2 separate regions of the Homo sapiens genome follow, and region 1 is linked to region 2. Evidence: chromatin loops called from intact Hi-C (ENCODE). Cell type or tissue: heart right ventricle. All regions are shown on one strand. Links, peaks and the distances in the headings refer to the core of each region. The heading gives the core; the rest is flanking DNA.

The links. A loop is a pair of places that touch in the nucleus more often than their neighbours do. Peaks named below come from ENCODE experiments on the same cell type or tissue, not always from the same donor. Only the 100,000 strongest peaks of a DNase experiment are listed, where the experiment ranks them.
Region 1: it touches region 2 in a loop (2.6-fold over the local background); 6 of 110 quality-filtered maps call a loop at or near these places.

The regions. Positions count from the first base shown.
Region 1 is chr2:202,520,253-202,529,808 of GRCh38, forward strand. The region is part of intron 7 of BMPR2 (bone morphogenetic protein receptor type 2); the gene reads left to right. It also overlaps the pseudogene RPL13AP12. Among named protein-coding and RNA genes, the nearest start is that of FAM117B, 110 kb to the right of the region's middle. In heart right ventricle, for the core only: no CTCF peak of the experiment used is centred there; no DNase peak of the experiment used is centred there.
Region 2 is chr2:202,269,211-202,285,739 of GRCh38, forward strand. It overlaps NOP58 (NOP58 ribonucleoprotein), which reads left to right. Exons shown (of 15, transcript NM_015934.5): 2 at 5,903-5,979; 3 at 8,740-8,792; 4 at 13,141-13,262; 5 at 15,135-15,271. SNORD70 (small nucleolar RNA, C/D box 70) reads left to right here and starts at 7,221; the gene lies at 7,221-7,308. SNORD70B (small nucleolar RNA, C/D box 70B) reads left to right here and starts at 8,903; the gene lies at 8,903-8,977. In heart right ventricle, for the core only: a CTCF peak has its summit at 9,925; no DNase peak of the experiment used is centred there; H3K27ac peaks cover 2,599 bases.

The sequences.
Region 1 (9,556 bases), core at 1-8,000, 250 kb after region 2:
ACAGGAAATTTTAATTATATCTTCAAAGTAAAAGTATAATTTATATTATTGGAGATTTATTATTAGTCAGTTGTTTGAAAGATTCAGCATGAAATGCATTTGAAATGTAACAGAAAGAGCTTTCCCACGCAGCTGCCAAGATGGCAGAGGGGCAGTCCTGGTGCTTGATAGCTGAGTAAAACTCCTGGGCTACCTGGAGGCTATCATGACCCAGCAGAGAAAGTAGTGGTCATGTCCTGTGAGGACATCAACATTTCTGGCAGTTTCTACAGAAACAAGTTAAAGTATCTAGCCTTCCTCTGCAAGCGGACAAGCACCAACCCTTCCCAAGGACCCTACCATTTATGGGTCCCCAGCCACATCTTTTGGCAGACCACCTGCGGTAGGCTGCCCCACAAGACCAAGCAAGGCTAGGCTGCCCTAGATCACCTCAAGGTGTTTGATAGAATCCCCCTGCCATATGACAAGAAAAAGCAGATGGCGGTTTCTGCCACCCTCGAGGTTGTACGTCCGAAGCCTTGAAGAAAGTTTGCCTACCTGGGGCACTGGGCTCAGAAGGTTGACTGGAAATACCAGGCAATGACAGCCACCATGGGGGAGAAGAGGAAGGTCTATTATCAGAAGATCTGTTACCAGAAGAAAAACAGCTCATGAGGCTATAGGAAAAGGCTGAAAAGAACATAGAGAAGAACATTGACAAATACACGAAGGTCCTCAAGGCCCACAGACTCCTAGTCTGAGTCCAATAAAGACTGTTTATTCCTCATGCTTGTCCTGGCCTGCTCTTCCTCCATTGTTGCCATGGGGATGTAGGGGACCCAGGGGCAGCAGTCCAGGTGCTCTAGGCAGCCTGGGACTTACAAAGCTGGAGATAAGGAATGAATCTTAGTCACTGTCTTTCTATTAGGTTACTTTAAACAACTCTAAAAGTTGTGCAGACATAATTTGTCTATGATGTACTTGTTTGCAAGAGAGTTTCATAAAATCATTAGTAAAAACAACCTGCTACTTCAGTTGGAATATTGGCAGCCCGGGCGTGATTGATGGCTCATGCCTGTAACTCTGACACTTTGGGAGACCAAGGCAGGTGGATTGCTTGAGCTCGGGAGTTTGAGACCAGCCTGGGTAACATGGTGAAACCCTGTCTCTACAAAAAATATAAACATTAGCTGGACGTGGTGGCATGCACCTGTAGTCGCAGCTACTTGGGAGGCTGAGCTGGGAGGATTGTTTGAGCCTGGGAGGTGAAGGTTCTAGTTAGCTGAAATCACACCACTGTATTCCAGCCTGGCTGACAGCTAGACTGTCTCAGAAAAAAAAAAAAAGCAAATGTGAACTGGAACACTAATTGAAGAGTTTCCCTACCTTGTGAATGGGGAATCTGTTTGTATTTCCTACCTTGTCATATACTGTACTCTGCAGCTGTTAGGATGTGAGAAAATGCCTGTGGGGACAGTATGAGCCTGGTGTTGTACAGGGTATTTATGGATGTGTAGGCTAGGAAGATATGCAACCAAGGGATTACAGCCATTGCATTCTCTTCCCTGTACTTTGTGATGAGAAACAAATAAATTAATTTTAAAGAAAAAAATATAACAGGAAGAATAAGAGAAAGAACTTTGGCTGGCATGGTGACTCATGGCTGTAATCCCAACACTTTGAAAGGCCAAGTGGATCTCAAGGATCACTTGAGCACAGGAGTTTGAGACCAGCATGGGCAACAAAGTGGGACCCTTTCTCTACAAAATATAAAAAAGTTAGCCAGATGTGGTGACACGCGCACATAATCTGAGCTACTTGGATGGCTGAGGTGGGAGGATTGCTTGAGTCCAGGAGGTCTAGGCTGTAGTGAGCTGTGTTCACCCCACTGCACTCCAGCCTGAGTGACAGAGTGAGACCCTGTCTCAAAAAAACAAAAAAACGAAAGAAAAAGAACTTCAAGACTTACAGGGACCATTAAGAATTTAATTCTTGGCCGGGCACGGTGGCTCACGCCTATAATCCCAGCACTTTGGGAGGCCGAGGTGGGCGGATCACAAGGTCAGGAGTTTGAGACCAGCCTGACCAACATGGTGAAACCCCGTCTCTACTAAAAATACAAAAAATTAGCCAGGCATGGTGGCACGCTTCTGTATTCCCAGCTACTGAGGAGGCTGAGGCAGGAGAATCGTTTGAACCTGGGAGGCAGAGGTTGCAATGAGCCGAGATCACGCCACTGCACTCCAGCCTGGGTGACAGAGCGAGACTCCCTCTCAAAAAAAAAAAAAAGAAATTCTTGTCCATTAATAATTTCTGAGTTGGGTGCAGTGACTCACATCTATAATCCGAACAATTTGGGAGGCCGAGGCAGGTGGACTGCTTGAGCCCAAGGGTTCAAAACCAGCCTAGACAACATAGTCAGACCCCCATCTCTACAAAAAAAGTTTTAATCAGCTGGAGGTGGTGGCACACACCTGTGGTCCCACCTACTCAGGAGGCTGAGGTGGGAGGATAGCTTGAGCCTAGGAATTCTAATTGCAATGAGCTATGATCATGCCACTGCACTTCAGCCTGGGTGACAGAGTGAGACATCGTCTAAAAAAAAAAAGAAAAATGAATTCCTTTTCATACTCTGAACATTCTTCCTCTAAGATATACATGCGAGCATACTTAGAAAATGTTCTTTTCAAAAGAAACTATCCACGGAGTAAACAACCTACAAATGAGAGAAAATATTTGCAAACTTCACGTCCAACAAAGGTCTAATATCCAGAATGTATAAGGAACTTAAACAATTGAACAAGCAAAAAACAAATAGCCACATTGAAAAGTGGACAAATGACATGAATAGACACTTCCCAAAAGATGACATACAAGCAGCCAACAAATATATGAAAAAATGCTCCATATCACTAATCATCAGAGAAATGCAAATCAAAACCACAATGATATACTATCTTACAACAGTCAGAATGGCTGTTAATGAAAAGTCAAAAAACAACGGATGCTGTTGAGACTGGAGAAAGCGGAACACTTATACATTATTGGTGGGAGTATAAATTAGTTCAGCCACTGTGGAAAGTAGTTTGGAGATTCCTCAAAGAACTTTAAACAGAAATACCATTTGACCCAGCAATCCTATTACTGGGTATATATCCAAAAGAAAGCAAATAATTCTACCAGAGAGACACAGGTCTTCTGTTTTTCACAGCACTATCCACAATAGCAAAGATACGGAATCAACCTACTTGTCTGTCAGTGGTGGACTGGATATAAAAAATGTGTTAAATGGCCGGACGTGGTGGATTACGCCTGTAATCCCAGCACTTTGGGAGGCTGAGGTGGGCGGATCACCTGAGGTCGGGAGTTCAAGACCAGCCTGAGTCAACATGGAGAAACCCCATCTCTACTAAAAATACAAAATTAGCCGGGGGTGGTGGTGCATGCCTGTAATCCCAGCTACTCGGGAGGCTGAGGCAGGAGAATCTCTTGAACGTGGGAGGCAGAAGTTGCGGTGAGCCAAGATCGTGCCATTGCACTCCAGCCTGGGCAGCAAGAGTGAAACTCCATCTCAAAAAGAAAAAAGAAAAAGAAAATGTGTTACACATACACCATCGAGTACTACACAGCCATAAAAATGAATGAAATCATATCCTTTGCAGCAACATGGATGGAGCTGGAGTAGGTTATGCTAAGTAGGAATAGAAAACCAAATACCACATTTTCTCACTTTATAAGTGGGACGTAAACATCGGGTACTCATGGACATGAAGATGACAGCAGTAGAAACTAGGGACTACTAGAGTGGGGAGAGAGGGAGAGGGGCAAGGGCTAAAAACTAACTGTTGGGGCCGGACGCGGTGGCTCACGCCTGTAATCCCAGCACTTTGGGGGGCTGAGGCAGGCGGATCACGAGGTCAGGAGATCAAGACCATCCTGGCTAACACAGTGAAACCCTGTCTCTACTAAAAATGCAAAAAATTAGTCGGGTGTGGTGGTGGGCGCCTGTAGTCCCAGCTACTCGCGAGGCTGAGGCAGGAGAATGCCATGAACCCGGTACGCGGGGCTTGCAGTGAGCCGAGATCGCGCCACTGCACTCCAGCCTGGGCGACAGATCGAGAGTCTGTCTCAAAAAAAAAAAAAAAACAACTACCTGTTGGGTACTATGCTCATTACACGAATAACAGGATCATTTGTACCTCAAACCTCAGCATCATACTATAAACCCAGATAACAAACTTGCACATGTACCCCTGAGTTTAAAATAAAAGAGGCCAGGTACCATGGCTCACACCTGAAATCCCAACACTTTGGGAGGCTGAGACGGGCAGAGAGCCCAAGAGTTCAAGACCAACATGGTGAAACCCTGTCTCTGCAATAGCCAGGCATAGTAGCATGCATCTCAGGAGGGTAAGGTGAGAAGATTGTTTGAGCCCGGGAGGCGGAGGTTACAGTGAGCCAAGATCTCGCCACTGCACTCCAGCCTGGGCAGCAGACCAAGACTGTGTCTGAAAAATAAGGCTAGGTGCGGTGGCTCACGCCTGTAATCGCAACACTTTGGGAGGCCAAGGCAGGTGGATCACCTGAGGTCAGGAGTACGAGACCAGCCTGGCCAACATGGTGAAACCCCATCTCTACTAAAAATATCAAAAAAAAAAAATTAGCCAGGCATGGTGGCAGGTGCCTGTAATCCCAGGTGCTTGGGAGGCTGAGGCAGGAGAATCAACAAGAGCGAAACTCCATCTCAGAAAAGTAAATAAATAAAAGAAAAAAATGTTCTTTTGATTCTAGGGCATTTTCAGACTTTTTAAAGCCCATTTTTGGATCTTAGGTTAAGAACCTCTTAGCTAGGCTATATTATATTTTCCTTGTATTAATTTTGTTTAAGTGAACTACAATGCATCATTAATTTTTTTAATTTTTAATTTTTGTGGGTACATAGTAGTGTATATATTTATGAGGTACGTGAGTTTTGTTGTTGTTGTTTTTTGTTTTTTTTGAGATGAGTCTCGCTCTGTTCCCCAGGCTGGAGTGCAATGGCGCAATCTCAGTTCACTGCAACCTCTGCCTCCCTGGTTCAAGCAATTCTCCTGCCTCAGTCTCCCAAGCATTACAGGCATGCACCCAGCTAATTTTTGTATTTTTAGTAGAGGTGGGGTTTCACCATGTTGGCCAAGATGGTCTCGATCTCCTGACCTCAGGTGAGCCGCCCACCTCTGCCTCCCAAAGTGCTGGGATTACAGGCATGAGCCAGCGCACCTGGCTGGCTTTCATTTTCAAAGTCACCTCATTGTCCATCATGCCAGTCAGGGAAAAGTAAGGGAAGGTAAAAGGAATTGTCCCTTTCTGTCTCCATAAGTCCCACTCCTATGCTTGTTTGTTTCCCAGAACCTAGTGCACACTTAGCTCCAAAAGAGGCTGGTAATATAGTTGTTGTTGATGTTGTTGTTTCCTGCTTGTATTGCTGCCTCAAATAATATTGGGTTCTGTTACTAGGTAGGAAGAGAAGAATACATTGTGGGGATCAGCCTTTGCTCGTGTTTCAGAGCTATGTAGTTATATTCCCTGTTGTAACTGTGGTCTTCCTCACCTTTCATGCATATTTTTGCTAGTTGTTCAGAGCATCTTTTTTTTTTTTTTTTTTTTTTTTTGAGACGGAGTTTAGCTCTTGCTGCTCAGGCTGGAGTGCAATGGTGCGATCTCAGCTCACTGCAACCTCCGCCTCCCGGGTTCAAGCAATTCTCCTGCCTCAGCCTCCCGAGTAGCTGGGATTACAGGCATGCACCACCACGCCCAGCTAATTTTGTATTTTTAGTAGAGATGGGGTTTCTCCATGTTGACTCAGGCTGGTCTTGAACTCCTGACCTCAGGTGATCTGCCCACCTCAGCCTCCCAAAGTGCTAGGATTACAGGTGTGAGCCACAGCACCCAGCCTGGAGCATCTCTTTAATACGTTTGCTTTCTCACTTTGTTTCAATATACACCTCACCTCATAGATACCCCAAAGTTACCTTTGCTATAATTGTGTCTTTGTGCTTTCTTCTACCCTCATCCCTTGCTACATTTCCTTGTCATATTATAGCCCTGACATTATTTTTTCAGTCTCTCTGACATCTTTAGTGAAGAGAACTTTAATATATCAGTTTTCTTAGATCTTTGTTTCATTGTATATTAGCATGGATCATCTTTTCTAGCTGATGCTTCATGTATAAATAATTTCTCCTGAATAATTTATCCGTTCATTTATCTTGACATCTTGCTTCTCCTAAATACAGAATTGTCCAAAGTATTGCCTGTGTCAGCAACTTGATGCACTTGCTGTAGTGCTTTAGCACATTAACCATTGGACTGTGTCCACTTAGCTCTTCAATATTATACTGCCTTTAAAAAGTTGGCTTAGCACAGAACTTAAAATACCATCCTAATCTCCCTTTTCAAGACTTGCATAATTTAGCAAGGTTTCAAGTCAAATGTAGGCTGAAAAGAATGATTGCCATCAGATATAAGTTTTATTTAAACAGAGCTGTTACTCTGAAACATTAGCTAATGTTACCACTAAATAAGGGTAATACCTTTTTAAAAACTAAGTACATAGATGCTGCTATTGCATATAAATATAGTAGCTATTTGAATTTATGGGATTTTTCTTTTTTTTGGAGTCTCACTCTGTTGCCCAGGGTGGAGGGCAATGGCATAATGTTGGCTCACTGCAACCTCCGCCTCCTGGATTCAAGCGATTCTCCTGCCTCAGCCTCCCAAGTAGCTGGGATTACAGACGTCCACCACCATGCTGGGCTAATTTTTTGTATTTTAGTAGAGACAAGGTTTCACCATATTGGCCAGGGTGGTCTCAAACTCCTGACCTCAGGTGATCCACCTGCCTCGACCTCCAAAAGAGCTGGGATTACAGGCATGAGCCACTGTGCCTGCCCAGAATTTATGTTTTTTACCTGATTATTTAAAAAATATTCCCTGGCCAAATGCAGTGGCTCAAGGCTGTAATCCCAGCACTTTGGGAGGCCGAGGTGGGTGGATCGTGAGGTCAAGAAATCGAAACCATTCTGGCCAACATGTGAAACCCTGTCTCTACTAAAAATACAAAAAAAATTAGCTGGGCGTGGTGGCGTGCGCCTGTAGTCCCAGCTACTCGGTAGGCTGAGGCAGAAGAATCGCTTGAACCTGGGAGGCAGAGGTTGCAGTGAGCTGAGATTGCCGCCACTGCACTCCAGCCTGGGCGACGGAGCAAGACTCCATCTCAAAAATAAATAAATAGGCCGGGCGCGGTGGCTCACGCCTGTAATCCCAGCACTTTGGGAGGCCGAGGCGGGTGGATCATGAGGTCAGGAGATCGAGACCATCCTGGCTAACAAGGTGAAACCCCGTCTCTACTAAAAATACAAAAAAAATTAGCCGGGCGCGGTGGCGGGCGCCTGTAGTCCCAGCTACTCGGGAGGCTGAGGCAGGAGAATGGCGTGAACCCGGGAAGCGGAGCTTGCAGTGAGCCGACATTGCGCCACTGCAGTCGGCAGTCCGGCCTGGGCGACAGAGCGAGACTCCATCTCAAAAAAAAATAATAATAAAAAAATAAATAAATAAATAAAAAATATTCCCAAGTACAGATGTTTCTTGACTTACAATGGGATTACATCCCAATGAACTGATTATAAATTGGCTGGGCATGGTAGTTCATCCCTGTAATCCCAGCACTTTAGGAGGCTGAGGCAGGAGAATCAAACTCCTGAGCTCAGAAGTTTGAGACTAGCCTCGGCAACATAGTGAGACCCCGTCTCTACAAAAATAAAAAAATTAGCTGGCTGTGGTGGCATGCACCTGTAGTCCCAGCTATTTAGGAGGCTGAGGTGGGAGGATTGCCTGAGCCCAGGAGGTCAAGACTGCAGTGAGCCAAGATCATGCCACTGCACTCCAGCCTGAGCAACAGAACGAGACCCTGTTTTTATTTATTTATTTACTTTTGAGATGGAGTCTCGCTCTGTCGCCCAGGCTGTAGTACAATGGCGTGATCTCGGCTCACTGCAAGCTCTGCCTCCCGGCTTCATGCCATTCTCCTGCCTCAGCCTCCAGAGTAGCTGGGACTACAGGCACCCGCCACCACGCCGAGCTGATTTTTTGTATTTTTAGTAGAGACAGGGTTTCACTGTGTTGGCCAGGATGGTCTCGATCTCCTGACCTCGTGATCCACCCGCCTCAGCCTCCCCAAGTGCTGGGATTACAGGCGTGAGCCAGCACGCCTGGCCAGAGACCCTGTTTTAAAAAAATGAAAGAAAGAAAAGAAAAAAGATCATAAGTTAGAAATATTGTAAGTTGAAAATGCATTTAATACATTTAACCTACTGAACATCATAGCTTAGCCTAAACTATCTTAAATATGCTCAGAACACTTACATTAGCCTACAGTTGGCCAAATCATCCAATACAAAGTCTACTTTATAATAAAGGATTGAATATCTCATGTGATTTATTGAACACTGTTCTGAAAGTGATAAAAAGGAATGAAGTATGGTTTCTACTGATTGTTTACTGCTTTCCCACCACTGTAAAGTTGAGAAATCATAAATCAAACCATCTGTAAGTGAAAGATCATCTGTATGCCTATACTATACTATTTTTACTTGAAGTGCTCTTTCACTGAATTCTATCCTTCCCAGCATCTTCAGATATAACTTTGTTATTTGGAGTAGAAATTTGGTAGTAAGGAATTATACTGTTATTACTTATTCAGCTGTTTGTTGCTTCCGAATAAGGAAGAATTGAACCTATTTATTTATTTGTAATAAGATCTCCCTATGAATTTTTTCCATATTATAATAGCAACGCATGCTTATTACCAAAGAAATATCTGACCAAAAAAATAGATATAGACAACTCAGACTTCACCAGAAAATTACTGTTAAGTAGTTTGTATATAGTCTTTCATGTCCTTGGGAGGGCAGGGGGATAGCACTGGTGATAATATGTATAAATATCCATAGATTGACTATTTTTGGTCAGGTTTTAAAAATACATATAACTAATATCTTGTTGTGCTTTCCTTTGAGATATTTGCCTACTGCAGTGTTCTGCCCAGGGCAAAATTATTGTATGTTCCACCCTCCCTCCATACCCAAATAAAGAAAATTAAAATGAGTACAGAGGGGAGTTTAAAAGGGAAAACTTTTCTCAAAAGGGCAGTCTATAGTTCTGCCCATTGATTTGGTATTATTATATAAATATATTCCAATGTTTCCATGAGTTTTCCTATATAAATATTAGCTCAAGATTGTACGACATATATTTATGTTGTGGCTTTATCCAGAGTAAGAAATGCAGCTCTTGCAGGAATTGAGTAGGAGCCAAGTTAATACAAGCTTTGGAAGACTGGAGAACAGGAAGTGGGTAAGGGAGGAAATGAGAAAGAAATCAACTCTTAGGTGAAGAAATTGGTAACTCCTATTTTTTCTTCAAATTGTACTGTTGCTTAATTTTTTTAAATCAATGATTATTATAATTATCTATAGTTTCATTATTGGTGAAATTGCATTTGAATGCTCATTAATGAGCGTAATACATCTGAATACTG
Region 2 (16,529 bases), core at 5,210-13,209:
GCCCAGGCTGGAGTGCAGTGGTGTGATCTCGGCTCACTGCAACCTCCGCCTCCTGGGTTCAAACGATTTTCCTGCCTCAGCCTCCCAAGTAGCTGGGATTACAGGCGTGAGCCACCATGCCTGGCCTAAATTTTTTTTTTTTTTTTTAAGAGGCAGAGTCTCACTATGTTGCCTAGGCTGGTCTCAAACTCCTGGCCTCAAGGTGCTGGGATTACAGCCATGAGGTACGGTGTTCTGCCCACTTATGTGTTTAGAGCGATTCAAAAGGAAAACACTTCCAAAAAGTTATTGCTCATTAACAGGGTTATATATATATAAATGTAAAGACATTGTGTAAAGGAACTGTTGTGATTAATTCTAGGATATTATAAAAATTCAGCCTGTGGCCGAGAGCAGTGGCTCACGCCTGTAACCCCAGCTACTTGGAAGGCTGAGGCAGGACAATCAGTTGAACCTAGGAGCAGAGGTTGCAATGAGCTGCGGTCGCGCCACTGCAGTGCAGCCTGGGCGACAGGGCAAGACTCCGTCTCAAAAAAAAGAAAAAAAGAAAAAAAGAAATTCCACCTGTGTCCTTGTGTCACGTGGCACACAGCATAAGATTTTAGTCTTGCTCATACCAGACTTCCTTCAGCTGCTCTTCCATGTGGTAGCCATTAGTACGTATAACCATTTCACATGAGATGTAACTGATAGGACTGAGGAAGTGAATTTTAACTTACTTGAATTTTAATGGTTATATTGTACAGTGTAGCTGTGTAGCATAGCATTTTGTGTCACTTCATTTTCTCAAGGTTTGGAGAAAGATTTTTGATGTACATACCAAATGTCTATATAAAACCTAAGTACTGAGCAATATATTTTTTCTAACTTTATTGGGTGTACTTTACATACTGTATAACTCACCTATAGGTTTTAGTTACAATCCAGTTTTATAGTACACTTTGTTGCAAAAAGTTCTCATGCCCATTTTCAAGTTAGTCCTGCTCTAGACAACCACTGTTCAGCTTTCTTTTTGCATAATTTTTTCTAGAAGTTTCATGTAAGTGGAGTAGTATTTTAGTCTTTTGTGTTTGGCTTTTTTCACTTAGTGTAATGCTTCTGAAGCTAACCGAAGAGCTTTTTCACATTTGTTGCGTGTATGGATTTGTTTCTTTTTGAGCAGTGCACATTTTAAACTAATTATCAGTTTTATCCTGTATTTAAACAAGTTTCATAAAATATTAACTTGCTCATATTGTCTGTGGAAGTGAAACTTAAAAGTTAGCATCAAATAATTTACACAAAACATAGAGGTTGGGTGCAGTGGCTCACGCCTGTCACCCTAACACTTTGGGAGGGTGAAGCAGGAGGATTGTTTGAGCCCAGGAGTTGCAGACCAGCCTGGGCAACATGGCGGAAAAAAAATTAGCTGGGCACAGTGGTGCTTGCCTGTAGTCCCAGCTGCTGCAGGAGGCTGAGGTGGGAGGGAGGTCACGGCTGCAGTGAGCTGTGATTGAGCCTCTGCACTTTAGCCTGGACAACAGAGTGAGACCTCATCTCAAAACAAAACAAAAACCACACAAAGTCTCAAGCAATCAATTAAAAATGAAAATGAGGAGGCTGGACATGGTGGCTCACACCTGTAATCCCAGCACTTTGGAAGGCTGGGGTGGGCAGATCATGAGGTCAGGAGTTTGAAACCAGCCTGGCCAACATAGTGAAACCCCGTCTCTACTAAAAATACAAAAATTAGCCGGGCATGGTGGTGTGTGTCGCCAAATCTGTAGTCCCAGCTGAGGCAGGAGGATCGCTTGAACCAGGGAGGTGGAGGTTGCAGTGAGAAGACCGCGCCTCTGCACTCCCCAGCCTGCGTGACAGGGCGAGACACTGTCTCAAAAAAAAACAAAAAAAGTGATTAAAATTCTTAATTCCATATACCCTCACCAATATTCTGTATCAGCTGCCCAAGTATTAGATAGGATGGGCTCAATCCTAAAAGGCACAACCCCCATATTTAACATCCCTAAAATTGGGATGTCTTACAATTGATGACAGGTCAATTGGGAGTGTAAAAGAATAACATAAGCTGGGTGTGGTGGCTCACGCCTGTCATCCCAGTACTTTGGGAGGCTGAGGCAGGTAGATTGCCAGACCTCAGGAGTTCGAGACCAGCCTGGGCAACAGGGTGCAACCCCGACTTTACTAAAATACAAAAAAAAAAAAAAAAATTAGCCAGGCATGGCAGCATGTGCCTGTAATCCCAGCTACTTGGGAGGCTGAGGCAGGAGAGTTGCTTTAACCAGGGAGGTGGAGGTTGTAGTGAGCTGAGATCACGCCACTGCGGTCCAGCCTGGCCGACAGAGCGCAAGACTCCGTCTCAAAAATAAAAAAAAAAAGAATAGCATGTTAAATTTTGTGAAATAGAGTATGCACAGATATTATGCATATATTTTTATTTAAAAAACCAGCTGGATCAGGCGCCATGGTTCCTTCCTGCACTCCCAGCACTTTGAGAGGCCAAGGCAAGAGGATCACTTGAGTCCAGAAGTTAGAGATCAGCCTGGGCAACAAAGCAAGCCCCTGTCTCTACAAAAAGATTTTTAAAAGAGCTAGATGTCGCAGTGTGCACCTATAGTCCTAGCTACTTGGGAGGCCGAGGCAGAAGAATCGCTTGAGGCCAGGAGTTTGAAGCTGTAGTGACATAGGACCACACCACTCCACTCCAGCCTGGACAACAAAGCGAGACCCTGTCTCTGGAAAAACAACACAGCTAGTAAATTTAAAACTATACTTTGCTAATAAGCATTATTTATCAAGTCCATAATATAGCACATCTACACATTAAGACGCAGTTCTAGTCTGGTTATATATTATTTTCAGTAAGAGAAACACAATGTTGCAAGTTGTATAAAACTTAGATGAGTGACAAGATGATTTTAGGGGTTTGTTCTGATGTATAATTTTTTTTTTTTTTTTTTTTTTGAGACGGAGTCTTGCTGTCGCCCAGGCTGGAGTGCAGTGGCGCGATCTCAGCTCACTGCAGGCTCCGCCCCCTGGGGTTCACGCCATTCTGTTGCCTCAGCCTCCCGAGTAGCTGGAACTACAGGCGCCTTCCACCTCGCCCAGCTAATTTTTTTGTATTTTTAGTTAGAGGCGGGGTTTCACCGTGTTAGCTAGGATGGTCTCGATCTCCTGACCTCGTGATTCGCCCGCCTCAGCCTCCCAGAGTGCTGGGATTACAGGCATGAGCCACCGTGCCCAGCCTGTATAAATTTAATCACACATGGTTGAATTAGATATGTTGGTAAAAATAACCCAAACTAGAAAAACTTAGAGTCACACAAAGCAATAAACAACTACAAAGCCTAGAGTTGGTATTAACAATTTATAAACTAATAGCTCTAACTTTGTATATCATGAAGTTTTAGAATCCAGAGACACCTCACCAAGTCTCATGACTATACTGAAAACACTGATTAAAATTTTTTGAAATTGTTCAGAGAATGCAGCTAACCATAACTGAAGTTCACTATTTTTAAGAGGACATGTATCAAATAGGGGATATGACTCATGAGTAAAATTCACATTTTTTCTAGCTGAAAAGCAAGTATATTTGAAGATAACATTTGGGTAACAAAATTGCCATATTTAAAAGATACTTTCGGCCTGGCGGGGTGGCTCACGCCTGTAATCCCAACACTTTGGGAGGCCGAGGTGGGTGCATCATGAGGTCAGGAGATCGAGACTATCCTGGCTAACACGGTGAAACCCCATCTCTACTAAAAATACAAAAAATTAGCCAGGTGTGGTGGCAGGCGCCTGTAGTCCTGGAGGCTGAGGCAGGAGAATGACGTGAACCCAGGAGGTGGAGCTTGCAGTGAGCCGAGATCCTGCCATTGCACTCCAGCCTGGGCGACAGAGCGAGACTCCGTCTCAATAAATAAATAAATTAATTAAAAAATACTATCACCATTCTAAAACTGAAGTTAAAATAACAAAGGAAATGTGATAAAATCAGGGCAATTCATGAGCACACAAAGGTCTTCAAAGACTATGTTATGTCAGCCAAAACCATTACTATGACAAATAAAACCATTGTGTTCCCAACTGCAACATCTTGAAGAAAACATTGCTAATAAAGACCATCTAAATAAGAAAGTTAGAGATATTGCTACATTTTCTGTATTACATTTGTCTCAAAGTTTTTATTTGTCTCAAATTTTTAATCATTTCTTTTCAGCCAGGGTAATGATAAATATTTGTATACAGAAATCCATTTTAAGTTTTATCATTTTAAGATAATTTCCATTTCTAAGTAGAAATAGTATACAACTATTACCATTGCAATCTTTAGCATTGTTGTTACAACAGTACTAGTTTTAAAACAAGTCTTTATATTTTATAGATACAAACTGAAATATTAACAGGTAAAAATTAAATGTCTAGGTCTTGCTTCAAAACAATACAAGGCGGCTGGGTGTGTTGGCTCACGCCTGTAATCCCAACGCTTTGGGAGGCCGAGGCAGGTGGATCACCTGATGTCAGGAGTTCAAGACCAGCCTGGCCAACTTGGTGAAACCCAGTCTCTACTAAAAATACAAAAACTAGTTGGGTGTTGTGGTGCGTGCCTGTAATCCCAGCTATTCAGGAGACTGAGGCAGGAGAATCGCTTGAACCCGGGAGGCGGAGGCTGCAGTGTGCCGAGATTGCGCCACTGCACTCCAGCCTGGCGACAGAGTGAGACTCCATCTCAGAAAAAAAAAAAAAAAGCCATTTACTGTGATTCCTAAAAGTATGCATGAACATGTGTTGCACAGACATTCAAAGTCTTGGAGAATATATACCTAAATGTTGATAAGTATATTGTTGATTAAAGTACCCTATGTTTCTTTTGCATTTAAAAAATTTCTCACATCTAGATGTGTCTCACAATTGACGATAGTTTTAGAGAAATCCATAATACTTTCATGTTAGGATGATCATAGCAGTAAATAACGAATATAATCTATTGAAAGTAGACAAAAGTTTTTTTTGTTTTTTGTTTTATTTTTTTGAGATGGAGTTTTTTGCTCTTGTTGCCCAGGTTGGAGTGCAGTCGCGCAATCTCGGCTCACTGCAACCTCTGCCTCCGGGTTCAAGCAATTCTCCTGCCTCAGCCTCCCGAGTGGCGGGGATTACAGGCATGTGCCACCACGCCCAGCTAATTTTGTATTTTTTTTTTTTTTTTTTTTTTGTAGAGACGGGGTTTCTCCATGTTGATCAGGCTGGTCTTGAACTCCTGACCTCAGGTGATCCGCCTGCCTCAGCCTCCCAAAGTGCTGGGATTACAGATGTGAGCCACCATGCTTGGCGCAAATTAAAGTTTTTAATGATTACAATACTTTACTGTAAAGGGATTAATGGCTCTTTTAAAAGAAAGGTTCTCGGCCAGGTGCAGTGGTGCACACCTGTAATCCCAGCTACTCAGGAGGCCGAGGCACTAGAATCTCATAAACCCAGGAGGTGAAGGTTGCAGTGAGCCAGGATTGCTCCACTGCACTCCAGGCTGGGCTACAGAGCGAGACTCCATCTCAAAAAAATAAAAAGAAAGGTTCCCTGCCCTACCCCCTAGGACCCCATAGCTCCAGCTACGGCCCAAGGCTGGGGCAGGAATATCTCTTGAGGCCAGGTAGATTCTAGACTGAATAGCCACTGTACTACAGCTGACTGGACTAGATCTGAATTCCATTTAGCTGTTAAATGGGCAATTCGAACTAGTAATTTGACCAAAATTACATGCAGGGTAAGAAAACTAGTTCATTATCTTAGTGAAAGAAATAGCTTCTACACCTTCATTTTACATGTAAAATTGTATTTGAAGAATGCAGCTGTATATGCCTCACCTGTACCATTTAAATAAAACTATTTAAACATTTTATTACAGGTTCTAAATGAGAAGAAACTTCAAGAGGTTGATAGTTTATGGAAAGAATTTGAAACTCCAGAGAAAGCAAACAAAATGTAAGTACTCTTGAAATCAATAATTTAGCAGTTAACATTTAGGGCTTGTTTTATTTTTTACATTTTTCCCTGATTTATATAATGTTACATTCGTAGTTTTCTGTTTTGAAATCTGTTTCAGGAATAATTTTGGTATGAACCTAATTATTACAAATGTTTTACTTGGAATATAGGCCATCTCAATTAATTTGAAGGCAGTAGTCTCCCCCTTACCCACAGGGATTATGTTCCAGAAGACCCTGTGGATACTTTAAACCTCGGATAGTACCAAATGTGATTGCTGTCAGTAGGAACACATTTGTCTTCGTGTCTTCCACACACAAATGTAATACCTTTTTTATCTTAACTAAGCACTTACCGCACACAGGGGTTGTAACCTGCTTTTTGAGTTTTGCAACATCAAAACTAGCATGAACTACTTTTTCTTTCATCACAATTTCATGGAAGATTCATTCTTAGTGTAGATGTTAAATCTTTGGTTTTTTTGTTTGTTTTTTGAGACAGAGTCTTGTTCTGTCACCTAGGCTGGAGTACAATGGCGCAATCTCTGCTCACTGCAACCTCCGCCTCCTGGGTTCAAGCTATTCTTCTGCCTCAGTCCCCCAAGTAGTTGGGATTACAGGTGCCCACCACCATGCCCAGCTAATTTTTGTATTTTTAGTAGAGACAGGGTTTCGCCATGTTGGTCAGGCAGGTCTCAAACTCCTGACCTCAGGCGATCCGCCTGCCTCGGCCTCACAAAGTGCTGGGAGTACAGGCGTGAGCCACCACACCTGGCCTAAATCTTCGTATTTGTATGTATATTTAAGGGACCACACTAGTATGTTCCCTTACCAGATAAGAAAACCTTGCTTAAGATGACACTGTTGCCTGGTGTGGTGGCTCATGTCTGTAATCCTAGTACTTTGGGATACCAAGGTGGGTGGATCATTTGAGGTCAGGAGCTCGAGACCAGCCTGGCCAACATGGTGAAACCCCCTCTCTCCTAAAAACACAAAATTAGCCGGGCGTGGTGGCACATGCCTGTAATCCCAGCTACTGGGAGGAAGCTGAGGCAGGAAAATCCCTTGAGCCTGGGAGGCGGAAGTTGCAGTGAGCCGAGATTGCGCCACTGCACTCCAGTCTGGGTGTCAGAGTGAGACCCTGTCTCCAAAAAAAAAAAAAAAGATGACACTGTTTTAGGCAACTAGAAGACTAGTTTTCCTTCTTAAAGGGTTATATGCTTTGTTGGGTTAATCTGATTCGTTGTTGTCAATGATGTATTCTTCTTGGAACTGAATCTAAGTGATCTGACTCAATATTCGTCACTACCACTGAGACAACGATGAATCAACTATATGTTTCTTTCTGGATAAAATACTACCCTGAGGCTGGGCGTGATGGCTCACACCTGTAATCCCAGCATTTTGGGAGGCCAAGGCAGGCGGATCAGTTGAGCCCAGGAGTTCAAGACCAGCCTGGGCAATATAGGAAAACCCCATCTCTACCAAAAACAAAAATTAGCTGGGTGTGGTGGTGCACACCTATAGTCCTAGCTGCTTGGGAGACTGAGGCTGGAAGATCCTTTGAGCTCGGGAAGTCAGGGCTGCAGTGAGCTGTGATTGCACCACTGCATTCCAGCCTGGGTGACAGAGTGAAGTGAGACCCTGTCTCAAAAACATAAAGGGGGCCGGGCACGGTGGCTCACGCTTGTAATCCCAGCACTTTGGGAGGTCGAGGTGGGTGGATCACAAGGTCAGGAGTTTGAGACCAGCCTGGCCAATATGGTGAAACCTCTTCTCTACTAAAAAATACAAAAAAATTAGCCAGCCATGGGGGCTGGGCACGGTGGCTCACGCCTGTAATCCCAGCACTTTGGGAGGCCAAGGCGGGCGGATGATGAGGTCAGGAGATGGAGACCATCCTGGCTAACACGGTGAAACCCCGTCTCTACGAAAAATACAAAAAATTAGCCAGGTGTGGTGGCGGGTGCCTGTAGTCCCAGCTACTTGGGAGGCTGAGGCAGGAGAATGGCATGAGGCAGGAGAATGGCATGAACCTGGGAGGTGGAGTTTGCAGTGAGCCGAGATTGCGCCACTGCACTCCAGCCTGGGCGACAGAGTGAGACTCTGTCTCAAAAAAAAAAAACAAAAACTAGCCAGGCATGGTGGCACAGGCACATGCCTGTAATCCCAGCTACTTGGGAGTCTGAGGCAGGAGAATTGCTTGAATCCGGGAGGCAGAGGTTGCAGTGAGCCGAGATCGCACCACTGCACTCCAGCGTGGGTGACAGTGAGATTCTGTCTCAAAAAAAAAAACAAAAAACCATAAAGGGTTAGGATGTAACAAGAATGAGACCTGACAATAAGCTATTTTTTTTAATGGCATTTGTACAGGATAGACAAATGAATATCATGAGATTCCTAAAAAGGACTCACGTACGTTTTCTTGAGTCAATTCTATGCTGTATAATAAAGTCATCTCTGTACAGCTTTATGCAACAGGGGTTTGTATTAAAGCTTCAACATCTTTACTCTTGGCCAAAATTTCCTCCAAAGCCTACAACTTTCTTTTAATAATCCAAGCATTACTAGCCTAACATTTAGAAAAACTAGTAATTGTATGAAGAATATCTAACTTCACACCCTGATACACAATGGTAGGCATGTTTTATTGGTGTGTGCTTTGGAAACAGTCAAGCACTTCTTTCCAAGTTATGTGGCTTTTGAATCAACGCACTGCCCCCAATAACATGTTTATCTCTTTTTTTTTTAATTCTAGAGTAAAGCTAAAACATTTTGAGAAATTTCAGGATACAGCAGAAGCATTAGCAGGTAAAGTAAAAAATTAGAAGCTTGCTTTTTTGAAAAAATTAAGTCTTAGCCGTTTGTTTTTCTTGTTTAAAAGGTTGTTTGCTTCAGTTGCCTGTGTTAACCTTATTCAATGTTGTCAATGATGCATTCTTATTGGAACTGAATTTAAGTGATCTGACTCATTCGTCACTACCACTGAGACAACATTGAGTTAGCTTTTTTCACCATAGGGCTGGTTTTCCCCATGTGTGAGGAGAGGTGAGAAGTGGTTAAGTTGATCTCCCTGTGGAAACCAGCAACATAATGCTGAAGCACAATTCAGTAAAAGGTGTTCTACAAGGGACCAAGGTAATGTGGTCAAGTATACAGCTCTCTCCTCATTTTAATCCAAGGGTAGAGTTGTAATCCTGAGAACAGCCAGGATTCACAGTTGAAAAATAATTTAAAAAGCTCTTCTGGGGGTATAGATTTTTAGTTCAAAAAAACATATCAATATTCAGAGTTATACAGAAACTGACAGAGGTGTTATTTTTAAAAGATTCAGAAGAATGGATGACTCATACTCTTCAACTAGATTTCATCACGGGACAACAGAGTGATCGGGTTTATTTACTGTAATTGACTGCAGTAGGTCTTACAGTTTTGTTTTTTTAAGTGTTAGGGAAAACAGGAAGAGCAGATATAAAGCCCAAATCATTAAATTTTCAACTGCCTGAATTCTTTATCACAAATCAGCCAACTATTTGGCGGTGTAGTTTGAAAATGAAGGACCGTGAGGAAGAATATGGCTTAAAGCTGGGCAAGAATATGACAGATGCAAAAAATTTTGTTAAATAACCACAGGAGAAAGGTACAGTTTTTGTCTGAAAATTTGGAATCCAACTAAACATGCTGGAACATAACAGACCACCCTAACCTTGGCAGAGGGGTAGGCTGAAGGAAGACCCATAGGGCCAGTTTCTTTGTTTTATAAACATAGTTCTAGGGCTGCTTCACCAACTCTTCAGTAATTAGAGTTATATACAGCCATAAAAAAAACTGTGGTAATATTAACTTGGAGAATTTTTAAAAAGATAGCCTGTTCATCACAGCTTTTAAGTATGGGTAAACATTTGGTAAGATTCCAAGCAAGATTGTGTTAGCTGTATTCAAACTCTAGGGGGTGTTGTTGACATAGACTGGGATATGAACAGTTCCTAGTCCTGATCTCAAGTAGCCTCTTCTGAATTCCTTTTTGCATACGATCTTTAATCTGCTTGGGATATATCTGGCCAGTCCTTATTAAACTGTATTAAATGGACAAGCCAAGCTTTTGCTCAAACAAGCAGGTTTTTACTATTAATACCTAATATATTGAGCACATACTGATTGTCAGATTTATGCTTATGATTTCATAATTGTTATTTAATTCTTGAATCCTGTGAGGCAGATAACCATCATCTCTATGTTACAGATGATAAAACTTGAAATTTAAGCAGTATTTCCAGATTCATTTACCTAGCTTCTTTGTATTATTTAAAATAATGTACAATAAGGCTGGGTGCGGTGGCTCATGCCAGGAATCCCAGCACTTTGGGAGGCCAAGACAGGCGGATCACCTGAGGTCAGTTCAAGATCAGCCTGGCCAACATGGTGAAACCTCGTCTCTACTGAAATTACAAAAATTAGCCGGGTGTGGTGGCACACACCTTAGTCCCAGCTACTCGGGAGGCTGAGGCAGGAGAAACACTTGAACCTGGTAGGCAGAGATAGCACTGAGCCAAGATTGCACCACTGCACTCCAGCCTGGGCAACAGAGCGAGACTCCTTCTGGAAAATAACATAAAATTAAGTAGTGTACAGTAAATGGACAAAATGCCATAGTAGTTGAGAATTTAAAGTCAATTCCCCCCAGTCTAAGCTCCATGAGGGCAGAGACTGTTCTGTACTGTCAAATTCCTAGACGCTAGCAAAGTATACAGCTATAGAAGGTTTATAATAAATATTTTGGGGAAAATGAATGAAAATAGTGAATTTTATCAGGAATGCTGTCATAGAAACATTTACAATGCCTTTTCCTATCTGTTTTCACCAGAAAGTTAAATGAACATCAGCTAATTAAGAAAGCAGAATCCTTCCCCTGGGAATTCAGTTCTCACTGCCTATTATAAGGCAGTTTTGACATGACAGAACCACAACTAAATGGCTGTAAATGTCACAGTGTACATTTTAAACCTCATAGCCTTAGAGTTTGATGAGACCAGGCACAGTGACTAACACCTGTAATCCCAACACTTTGAGGGGCTAAGATGGGCAGGAATTTAAGATCAGCCTGGGCAATATAGCAAGACCCCCTCTCAAAAAAGATTTTTTTTTTTTTGGAGATGGAGTTTCATTTTGTCACCCAGGCTGGAGTGCAGTGGCATGATCTCGGCTCACTGCAGTCTCCACCTCCTGAGTTCAAGTAATTCTCCCAGGAGGCTGGGTTCAGCCTCCAAAGTAGCTGAGATTACAGGTGATACCACCATGTCCAGCTAATTTTTGTATTTTTTAGTAGAGACGGGGTTTTGCCTGTTGGCCAGGCTGCTCTGGAACTCCTGACCTCAGGTGATCCACCCGCCTTGGCCTCCCAAAGTGCTGGGATTACAAGCATGAGCCACCGTGCCTGGCCATCATTTTTTTTTTTTAAATAAAGAAATAGGGTCTGTTGGGGTGTGATGTTGAATTTGTATTGGTCTCAGACATTCATATATGCTATTTGCATGAAGTGGTTTATTTTTATTCTTGATTGTGTTTTCAACTTGCAAGTCTTTTTTTTTTTTTTTTTGATACTGATCTTCGGCTGGAGTACAGGGGCGCGATCCCAGCTCACTGTAGTCTCTGCCTCCTGAGTAGCTGGGATTACAGGCTCATGCCACCACGCTCACCTAATTTTTGTATTTTTAGCAGAGATGGGGTTTCACCATGTTGCCTAGGATGGTCGCATCTCCTGACCTCGTGACCCGCTCACCTCAGCCTCCTGAAGTGCTGGGATTATCCATTTGATCATAATTCGAATGGATATACGATCAGGAGGGAAGAGCAAGACCTGACTTATTAAGCACAAACTGCCTGACCTTGGAAATTGTTGATAGACCTTCATTCCTGCCAAGCATTTTTCTTTTCTTTTTCTTTTTCTTTTTTTTTTTTTAGATGGAGTTTTGCTCTTGTCACTTAGGCTGGAGTGCAATGTCACGGTATCACTTTAACCTCCACCTCTGGGTTCAAGCGATTCTCCTACCTCAGCCTCCCGAGTAGCTAGGATTACAGGCGTGAGCCACCAGGGCCAGCTAATTTTTGTATTTTTAGTAGAGTGTTTCGTCATGTTAGCCAGGCTGGTCTCTCGAACTCCTGACCTTAGGTGATCTGCCAGCCTCAGCCTCCCAAAGTGCTGGGATTACAGACTTGAGCCACCACGCGCAGCCCAAGCATACTTTTTATGTTTTTTGTTTTTGTTTTGTTGAGACAGGGTCTGTCACCAGGCTGCTGGAGTACAGCGGCATGATCATGACTCACTGCAGCCTTGAACTCCCTGGGCTCAGGTGATTGTCCCAGCTCAGCCTCCCCAGTAGCTGGACTACAGGCACATGCCACCACACCCAGCTAATTTTTGTATTTTTAGTAGAGACAGGGTTTCGCCGTGTTGGCCAGGCTGGTGGTACACACCACCATGCCTGGGTAACCCAAGCATACTTTTACCTCAGTCAAATGTCAGATAAATTTCAGAAGAGGTATTAGTTCGTGTGGGTCCAGAAAAAGGGAATATAGGTCTAAGGAAGGGTGAGAAATATAAAGCAGCTGATTTAGAACTTGCCAGAAATACCAGCGGTCTCAAAATAGAATAGGCAGCCTTTGCTACTAAGTTTTACATTGCTGGAGGTGTACAAGTGGAGATACAAGCAAAGCTAAGGCCTTCACTCAAACATGTTTATATTATGGCAGAACTTTGAAAATGATTACACTCATTTTTACTAGTTTTGATGTGATTTTAGGATATTTCAGGACAGTCTATTTGAAATGACAAAGGAAAGTGAGTCTGTTTTGTCTTCCCAAAAAGATTGTTTCTAAGATTTCATGATTCTCCCTTGAGTTCATGAGAAGATTCTTGTGAGAAGGAAAGAAACCCTGGACCTGATTTTACCCCTGGCTCTGTAGCAAAAATGAGGGTGGGAAGATCAAATGAAATTGTGAAACATGTAACTTATAAAACATATATCATTTCATTTCAGAAGTAACATTAAATTCAAGCCCTTTGAAAGGCCTATTTTATTTTTTTAAGTGTCAACTAGGGCAAGGTCTCAAAGTTAAAAATTTGAGAGTTAATGCTTTTGTTTTTCTTTTTCTTGAAAAGCATTCACAGCTCTGATGGAGGGCAAAATCAATAAGCAGCTGAAAAAAGTTCTGAAGAAAATAGTAAAAGAAGCCCATGAACCGCTGGCAGTAGCTGATGCTAAACTAGGAGGGGTCATAAAGGTAAAGTCACGATATTTTTGGTCATGCCTGCTAGTCAGATCTCACAGCATACCAACTACAAAGCCTAGCCTTTGCAATAAGTTGCTTATCATAAATTCTCAATACATTTTTTTCTTTTCTCTAAGCTACATGATAATGGATTTCCCCTAACATCAGCTGAACTGAGCAAATAAGTAATACCTATTTGTTCTAGAAGATATAGAAGAACAAAAAATGATAAAAATTGACTTTAACAAATCTGCTACCCATATATAATGTTAATGTTCTATGTATATCATGCCATATTTTTGTCTAGCCACATTTTTTTCCAACGAAAATGGGGTCCTTATATTTTTTAGAAATATATTTATTAGAAAACTTTTAGTAGGGGTGTATTGCTGGAGATGAAATAAAATGTGAGAGTGGAAAGAAAGACTAGGAAAATAGCCTCCCAAATACAGAAAGCAGAACAATTCGGGCGGGGCGCGGTGGCTCACACCTATAATAATCCCAGCATTTTGGGAGGCCAAGGTAGGAGTATCACGAGGTCAGCAGATCGAGACCATCCTGGCTAACACAGTGAAACCCTGTCTCTACTGAAAATACAGAAAATTAACCGGGTGTGGTGGCAGGCGCCTGTAGTCCCAGCTAATTGGGAGTGCAGTGGCGCAGTCTCACAGCTCACTGCAGACTTGACCTCCTGTTCTCAAGCAATCCTCCCTCTTCAGTAGCTGGGACTACAGGCACATGCCACCATGCTGGCTAATTATTTTATTTTATTTTATTTCATTTATTTGAGACAGAGTCTCACTCTGTTGCCCTGGCTAGAGTGCAGTGGCATGATCTCGGCTCACTGCAACCTCTGCCTCCCGGGTTCAAGGGATTCCCCTGCCTTAGCCTTCCAAGTAGCTGGGATTACAGACGCCCGCCAACACGCCCTGGCCTCCCAAAGTGCTAGGATTACAGGCATGTGCCACCACGCCCAACCTGTAATTTTTTTTTTTTTTTAAGACGGAGTCTCACTCTGTCGCTAGGCTGAAGTGCATTGGCTCAGTCTTGGCTCACTGCAACCTCCGCCTCCTGGGTTGAAGTGATTCTCCTGCCTCAGCCTCCCGAGTAGCTGGGACTATAGGCACCTGCCACCACACCCGGCTAATTTTTGTATTTTTAGTAGAGACGGGGTTTCATCATGTTGGCCAAGATGGTCTCGATCTATTGACCTTGTGATCCACCCGCCTCGGCCTCCCAAAGTGCTGGGATTACAGGCGTGAGCCACCGCGCCTGGCATAACCTGTAATTTTAAAAAGAAGCTAAATAACAGGTAGTAAAAGATCTCCTTAAACCAACTACTTGGTCAAATTATATTAATCTTTTTATAGCTTTTAATTTATATAGCCAAGCTGTCTTCTGGAAGCTTGTATCAGTTTTTACTTCCACCAGTGATACAGTCAAGTATTCTACAAACACACTGGAAATTATGCTTCTTGTCCAACTGAGAAATGCGTATATTTAAATTAGTGCCACTTTAATATTTAGGAAATAATTTCAGGCTGGGCGCGGTGGCTCATGCCTGTAATCCCAGCACTTTGGGAAGATGAGGCGGGCGGATCACTTGAGGTCAGGAGTTTGAGACCAGCCTGTACAACATGGTGAAACCCCGTCTCTACTAAAAATACAAAATTAGCTGGGCATGGTGGCTCATGCCTGCAATAATCCCAGGCCGAGACAGGAGAATCTCTTGAACCCAGGAGGCGGAGGTTGTAGTGAGCCAAGATTGCGCCACTGCACTCCAGCCTGGGCGACAGAGTGATACTGTGTCTCAAAAAATAATAATAACAACTTCAGGAAAGTCTTTTTTTTTTTAATTTAATATAGATGTTCATGTTCTTGTAGGAAAAGCTGAATCTCAGTTGTATCCATAGTCCTGTTGTTAATGAACTTATGAGAGGAATTCGTTCACAAATGGATGGATTAATCCCTGGGGTAGAACCACGTGAAATGGCAGCTATGTGTCTTGGATTGGCTCACAGGTGAGAATTACTGGAAAATAAAGTCAACTTACTTTTATTTGATAAGCGCTTAACATAGATCTGTTCTAAGAATGTTACAAATGCTCATTTGAACCACATCAGAACCTTATGAAGAAGATGATAGTAATATCCTCATTTACAGATGAAACTGAAGCCCAAGGTCAATACAGCTGGTAAGTGGTAAAGCCAGGATTTGAACCCAGGCAGTCTGGCTCTATTGTCTGGATTCTTAAAACCTTAAAACCTCATCAAAGGAATTCTCTACTACTCTGATCTTGGATGCCCTGTTTCTTGGGCTTTCCCTCCTTTATCTCTGCTAAGTCATGCCACTCCTCCATCTACTTAGTATTCCCCCAAATTCTCTCATCTGCTATGGTCTTATGGGATAGGTGTGTATTTGTGTTTTCATTGCTTTACTCTGATTTTTAATAAGGCAAAGAGGACTAGGTGCAGTGGCTCACCCCTGTAATCCCAACTCTTTGGGAGACCAGGAGTTTGAGACTAGCCTGAGCAACATAGCAAGAAATATGTCTCTCTCTGTGTTTTTTTGTTTGTTTTGTTTTTGTTTTGTTTTTTTTGAGGCAGATTCTCACTCTGTCGCCCAGACTGGAGTGCAGTGGCGTGATCTCTGCTCACTGCAGCCCCTGCCTCCCAGGCTCAAGTGATTTTCTTGCCTCAGCCTCCGAGTAGCTAGGATTACAAGCGTGCACCACTACTGCCCAACTAATTTTTGTATTTTTAGTAGAGACGGGCTTTCACCATGTTGGCCTGGCTGATCTTGAACTCCTGACCTCAAATGATCCATCCGCCTTGGCCTTCCAAAGTGCTGGGATTATAGGCATGAGCCACCACACCCGGCATTTTTTTTTTTTTTTTTTTTTTTTTGAGTCAGGGTCTCACTCTGTTGCTCAGGCTGGGGTGCAGTGGTGCGATCTTGGCTCACTGCAACCTGGACATCCTGGACTCAAACAATGCCACCTCAGCCTCCCAAGTAGCTGGGACTGCAAGTGTGCGCCACCATCCCTGGCTGATTTTTTAACTTTTTGTAGAGACGGGGTTTTGCCATGCTGCCCAGGCTGGAACTCCCAGGCTCAAGTGATCCACTTGCCTTAGCCTCCCAAAGTGCCGCGACTGCAGGGGTGAGCCACCATGCCCAGTCTTCTCCCTATTTTTAATTGCATGTTAACCCTATCATATTTCATTAGAAGTCCCTTAGAATAGGCATTATTGCTATGTTGTGATACATCTGTTCATGAAA